Linked DNA regions of Homo sapiens: region 2 is linked to region 1. Evidence: chromatin loops called from intact Hi-C (ENCODE). Cell type or tissue: heart right ventricle. All regions are shown on one strand. Links, peaks and the distances in the headings refer to the core of each region. The heading gives the core; the rest is flanking DNA.

Region 1 (2,911 bases), core at 310-2,809:
AAAGAAAAAATAGAAATCCAAAACACTTCTGGTCCCAAGCATTTTGGATAAGGGATACTCAACCTGTATATAACTCCTTGACCCAGAAAGCTAGTCTCAGTAGTCTTGAATGATGTTTCTTTTGCCCTTCCTTTTGATATGATGATGTTTGGGCTGTTTGAAGAATCGTAATGAGTATTGGTTATCACATACATGATCTCACTGATTCCTTAGAGCCCCATGAAGTGAGGAGAACAGGTGGCCCTCTGCATCCATTGGTCCCACATCACAGATACAACCAACTGTGGATTGAAAATATTCAGGAAAAAAAAAAAACAGATAATTTCATCTGTACTGAATATGTACAGGCTTTTTTACTGTCATTATTTCCTAAACAATGCAATGTAAGTATTTACATAGCACTTGTATTAGGTATTATAAGTAATCTAGAGATGATTTAAAGTATACGAGAGAATGTGTGTAAGTTATATGCAAACATGGCATCATTTTATATAAGGGACTTGAGCATCTACAGATTTTGGTATCTGCATGGGATCCTGAAATCAATCTCCCATGGTTACTGAGGGAAGCCTGTATTATCCCTATTTCACGCATGAGAAAACTGAGGCCAAGATGGATGAGGTAACTTGCCTAGGGTCACAAAACTAGCAAGTGTTGAGAGCAGATTCACATTCAGGTTACCCTGACTCTAAATATTCTGATGTTAATCCCACGAGGAAAGCTACCCGCCATGGGTGTTAGAGTCATTTTTAAGGTCTGTGACCTAACTTGGAAAGCCAGTTGTAAAGGGTGAGATGGGTGTTTAGGTCCAGGGTGGCAAGTCTGAGCCTGGTACAGGCTGCTGGGCTACATATCCAAGCTGCGCTTATCTTCTCCTGTCAAACCATCTCCCTCCACCTCCCCTTATCTCACTCTAGATAAGGGCTGGTTCCTGGAGCTCCCACGCCTATCCAGCCCTCAGCACCACCTTTAGCTCTTTTTCCACTGGAGCCCGAAGACGAAGTTGTTCATTCTTCTTCTAGGGGAGGAGGGGTGGCCATTGATTGGGGTGCGGAGGAGACAGCTTCTTCCAGTTTGTAAATTATTGTCTGGCTTGATGCCTCTAAACTGTTCATAATTTTAGACAAGGAGGAGCTGGCAACTTGGAGAACTGATTTACAAGACTATTTTCTAAACTGGTACATTTCCCCAGGTACAAATCTGCCTCCTGTGGTAGATGCAGTGTGCGTTACCACATCTACTGAGTGCCTGCCAGGACCTGGCTCTGCCGTCATCCACGTTTCTTGCCCTTCACAGCTACCCTGCAAGGATGAGATTATAATTTGTCTGTTACAGTAAGGGAACTGAGAATCAGAAGTGGCTTGTGTGAGGCAATAGCTCTGAAGCCTTACAGTTTTCTCTGTACTGCTTGCCTGTCCTCAGAAAAGACTGTAGTGTAGCAGGCAAGTTCAAATAGCCTTGTGTTTTTCGGCCAGCCACTGCAGCCTTTGTTCAATGCTGGGCACAGAAGTGGTTCCAAAGATAGATAAAGACTGAGAATGTTAATACGATCTGCAAAGCAAATGAGTCCTTCCTTCTGTTTATGCTCTCTGGGTGGCAACATTGCACATGGGGAAAGTGGAGACATAGTAGGAGGCAGTGTTTATGTGAGTCATGCCCAAGTAAGCACAGTGGACGCTCACAGAGCCCAGAGAGGATCTGTGAAGGAATCCACGCTTGTCGCACCAGGCAGGGCACAGAGCCCCCTTCCCCAGTCTACTGAAGTTGCTGAGTGTCATAGACCGGGGTCACTGGGTAAGGCCTCATGGAGGACCCAGCCTGGGTAGGGCAGGGAAGCTGGCCAGGCCTGAGCAGGGAATGAGTGCTAGTCTCCCTTCAAGCCAAGCATAGTGCCAGGCACCTCGGAAGCTCTCCGGGAAAGAGGGAAGGTCGGGTAGGGCCCTACAAAGTTGCAGGGATCCTGTCACCCCCAAGTCTGGGCATCCAGTGTCTGAGACCTCGCCAGCCCCAGCAGGCTCCTCCTGGCAGGTGGTGCCCAGTGGGCTCCTATGCTCCTTTGCATGTGCTGTTCTTCCCCCTTCTCTTCCGGCTCCTCTCATTGCTGCCTGGACAGCCCCTTAGCTGCCTCCTTGCCTCCAGCCTCCTCCTCCAGTCCACTGCTGCCCTATCATCTTCCCAAAGACTTGTCTCTTCCTGCTCCTCTGTCTTCTGCTCCTCACCACCCACTGGAGAGGCCAGTCCCCCTCCTTGGCCTGGAGGGGACACCTGCCACCACGTGCGCTGGACATCCCCACCGCACCTCCTCACGAATCCTGAACCTTGAACTTGCTGTCATTCCACCACTGTCCCGCTCTTTCCACACTCACATCCCTGTGTGGGTATTTCCATGGCCTGGAATGTCCACTGCCCAGTCTTCTAGTAAAATAAATCTCATTCCTAAAATTGAAGCTTTCTTGAGATTTCTCTCTTGTGGCCCCTCTGGACTCCTCGAGGCTCTGTTGGACACCGCCTGCTCTGGGCTTCCATGCCCTTGGTTCATATTCCACAAGCACTTGCCTGTGGTCTTGTAATCCATCTGCCCCTGTGGGCGGGGCCTGAGCCTACGTATTCCCGGCCCCTTGAGTGGTGCCCGACTCTTGCTAATGCACCAGTAATTGTTGCTGAGTGAATAAGTAAGAGATTAAGGAGGAAGATAAACACCATTCTCTGCTTTTAGTATTATAAAACCGTCCCACAATTCCAACTTGTCCACGATGAACACTGCCCCTCTGGGGAGCACAGAGCTGCCGTGAGGCCTGCGCTCTGTGTGCTGCTGACCTCCTCTTACCAGGCCTCATCGGTGGAGCTCGGTCTGCTGTGCCCTCTTGCTCAGAGACCCCTCCAGCCCTCCTGACAGCTGGGTCAGCCCCAG
Region 2 (2,911 bases), core at 258-2,757, 59 kb before region 1:
CTCTTAAAGAAGTTTGATGGTAAGAGACAGGGCCAGTGGCTCAAGTAGATATGCCACATCTTTTTTCATTCTTTTTGTGATTTGTTTCCTTTTTAAAGTTCAGTTTGATGAGAGAAGTTTGACTACAATTAATGCTGCAGGAAAAACTAAAGGAGAGAGAAAGTCTGAAGATAAAAGATAGTGATTTTTCCATAGAGACAGAAAGCAGATTAGCAGTTGCTGGGGACTATGAGGAAGGGGGAGTGGAGTGACTGTTTAATGGGTGTGGGTTTCCTTTTGGGGTGATAAAAATGTTCTGAAACTATGTGTGAAGCAGCTCCCATATAAGAAAGAAAAATGTTCTGGAACCAGATAGTGGTGGTTGTACAACACTGTGAATTTACTTTGAATTTTATTTTATTTTATTTTGAGACAGGGTCTTGCTCTGTTACCCAGGCTGGAGTTCAGTGGCATCATCTCAGCTCACTGCAACCTCTGCCTCCCAGGTTCTCATGCCTCAGCCTCCCGAGAAGCTGGAATTATAGGTGTGTGCCACCACACCTGGCTAATTTTTGTGTTTTTAGTAGAGATGATTTCACCATGTTGGCCAGGCTGGTCTTGAACTCCTGGCCTCAAATAATCTGCCCACCTTGGCCTCCCAAAGTGCTGGGATTCCAGATGTGGGCCACTGCACCTGGCCAACTTTATGACAACTTTATAACAACTTCACTACCCCTATTTGATGAAAGAGGAAGCTGAGAATCAGAGAGACTCACTTATCCAAGGTCATACAGCTAGATTTGAGATTCCACCCCAAGCTGGTTTAACTACAACGCCCAAACCCTTAACCCTCTCATCTGGCCTCTATAGCTGCAAGATTTCATAAGTACATATGTTGATAATGTGAATTGATCCATATTCTCCAAGGTGTAATGGCCCCAATCCCTGGATAATGAGAATGTCTTTTTTTATTTTTACATTATTCCTTTTGATTGACCTTTTTGATTGGGCACAGCTTTGATTATACAAAAGATAAAGCCTATTTTTAATACAAGGAGGAAAAGATGTTAGAGGTAGGGCGCTTCTCTGAAGGAGATGTCATAGGCATGTAAGCAACCACTAGCGAGGACGCGAAACTTCACGGGGACGTGGGTGAGTCTGTTTGCAGAATGTGAAAGGAGCATGAACTGGGGCAATAAGGAAGACTTCCCAAGGTGGTGACCTGTAGTACAGTCTTCTCACTGGGTGGAAAGGAACAGGGAGAGCCTTTTACAAGGGTAGCACTAAGCCTGAAGCCGAGATCAGGAGGGATGGGGGAGGAACGGACAGACAGGCTGGATCCATAGGGTGATGTTTCATGCCATCTCTTTCCTGGTCCTCCCTCTGCCCCTCTTCCAGTTCCCATTCCCCCTCCTCTGCGCACAGTGAGCCATGCAACATAAATATGCTTTGCTCTCTGCTGTCAACAGAGCAGCTATATAGCCTTGTTCTAAGATGCTTCCCTTGGTCCTTAGGGAAATAGAAAACCTCGAGGGCTGGCCGCTCAGGCATTCTTAGAAGGCGGCTGTGGCTCGTGCCTTCCCACTTTGTTCTGGGATCCTGTGACTCTTGGGCACAGACCCAGCACAGCCTTCACTCAATGGCTTCTTTGATTTTCTCCCAGTTGGACTGTCAGAGATTGTTGGCCAGCGGGAAGAATGCTGAGTGGTAAACTGTGCAGAGAAACAACTATTGCATTTCTGCCAGAAGTCAAATTTCTTTTCAGCCTTGCCCTTATACAGAAGGACCAGAACCCTGCACTTGAGATATTGCCTAAACCAGGTTGCCCAATCTGCCACTTACCTGATGACCAGCAAGTCTACAATTCATTTCATCTGTGTTTTAATATCTTTTATGGGGGGGGATGGCCTCCTTTTTTTTGTTTTTGCCACTTCTTTGGCAATGTCTTTGGATATATCTAAAAGTTTTTCCTATTTCTAATAAGTATATATCACATTTGCAGTAGTTTTACTGCTAATGAGATATGTGCTTGTGATAAGTTTCAGAGTGACTAAGTGACAAGAGCTGAGGCTCAGGAGATGGACAGATCAGGGTTTGAATGCTAGTTCTGCCTGTTACTATGACTTAACCACCCTGGTCTTTGGTTTCCCCAAGTGTAGAATGGGGTTAAAAATCTCAGCCTGCTATATGGATGTTGTGAAGATAAATAAGGTAATATATGGGCCCATTGTAGGTGCCTGAAAAACGGCAGTTTCTATTTACCTATTGTATCAGTTAAGGTTTGATCAGGGCAGCAAGACCATTAATATGTAGAAGAGGGAATTACTATAGGGATTAGAGTTCACATAATTGTGGGAGCTGACAAAGAGATCGCAGAAAGCTGTTGCCTCAGTGTTTACTTGTGGACTTGGATTGCTGTAGATCCACAGGGTCATCAGGTGAGAAGAAAACCTGCTGTGAAGAGGGGCAAATCAAGAGCCAGCTGAAACTTGGACAAATGGATCCCTTGAGGAGAAGGTGGAATTCATGTCTATTTCTCATCACCTCTAACTTTGACGATGTGGTGACCCTTAGAAGAAGGTTGCACCTTTCACCAAATAAGTGAACCTGCACCTGGCCCTAGATTCAGCAAAGCTGAAGGAGGAGAATCTGCGTGAGCTGCAGGAGCTGGAAGGCTGGCAACTGCCCCATGCCAGCAACACATGAGCGGCAGTGTTGCCTGGTGACCTGTGCTGATCTGGCACAACGATTGCTTCCTACGGCTGGGCACGGTGGCTCATGCCTGTAATCCCAGCACTTTGGGAGGCTGAGGCAGGTGGATCACCTGAGGTAGGGAGTTTGAGACCAGCCTGGCCAACATGGTGAAACCCTGTCTCTACTAAAAATACAAAAATTAGCTGGCTGCAGTGGCGCATGCCTGTAATCCCAACTA

The links. Hi-C counts contacts between places; a loop is a spot of excess contacts. Peaks named below come from ENCODE experiments on the same cell type or tissue, not always from the same donor. Only the 100,000 strongest peaks of a DNase experiment are listed, where the experiment ranks them.
Region 2: a loop joins it to region 1, with 2.3 times the contacts of the local background. A loop is called at or near these places in 27 of 110 quality-filtered maps.

The regions. Positions count from the first base shown.
Region 1 is chr11:12,158,200-12,161,110 of GRCh38, forward strand. The region is part of intron 2 of MICAL2 (microtubule associated monooxygenase, calponin and LIM domain containing 2); the gene reads left to right. Among named protein-coding and RNA genes, the nearest start is that of MIR6124, 4.0 kb to the right of the region's middle. In heart right ventricle, for the core only: a CTCF peak has its summit at 1,595; DNase peaks (open chromatin) are centred at 912 and 1,752; H3K27ac peaks cover 2,500 bases.
Region 2 is chr11:12,099,439-12,102,349 of GRCh38, forward strand. No RefSeq gene overlaps it. Among named protein-coding and RNA genes, the nearest start is that of MICAL2, 9.7 kb to the right of the region's middle. In heart right ventricle, for the core only: no CTCF peak of the experiment used is centred there; a DNase peak (open chromatin) is centred at 1,599.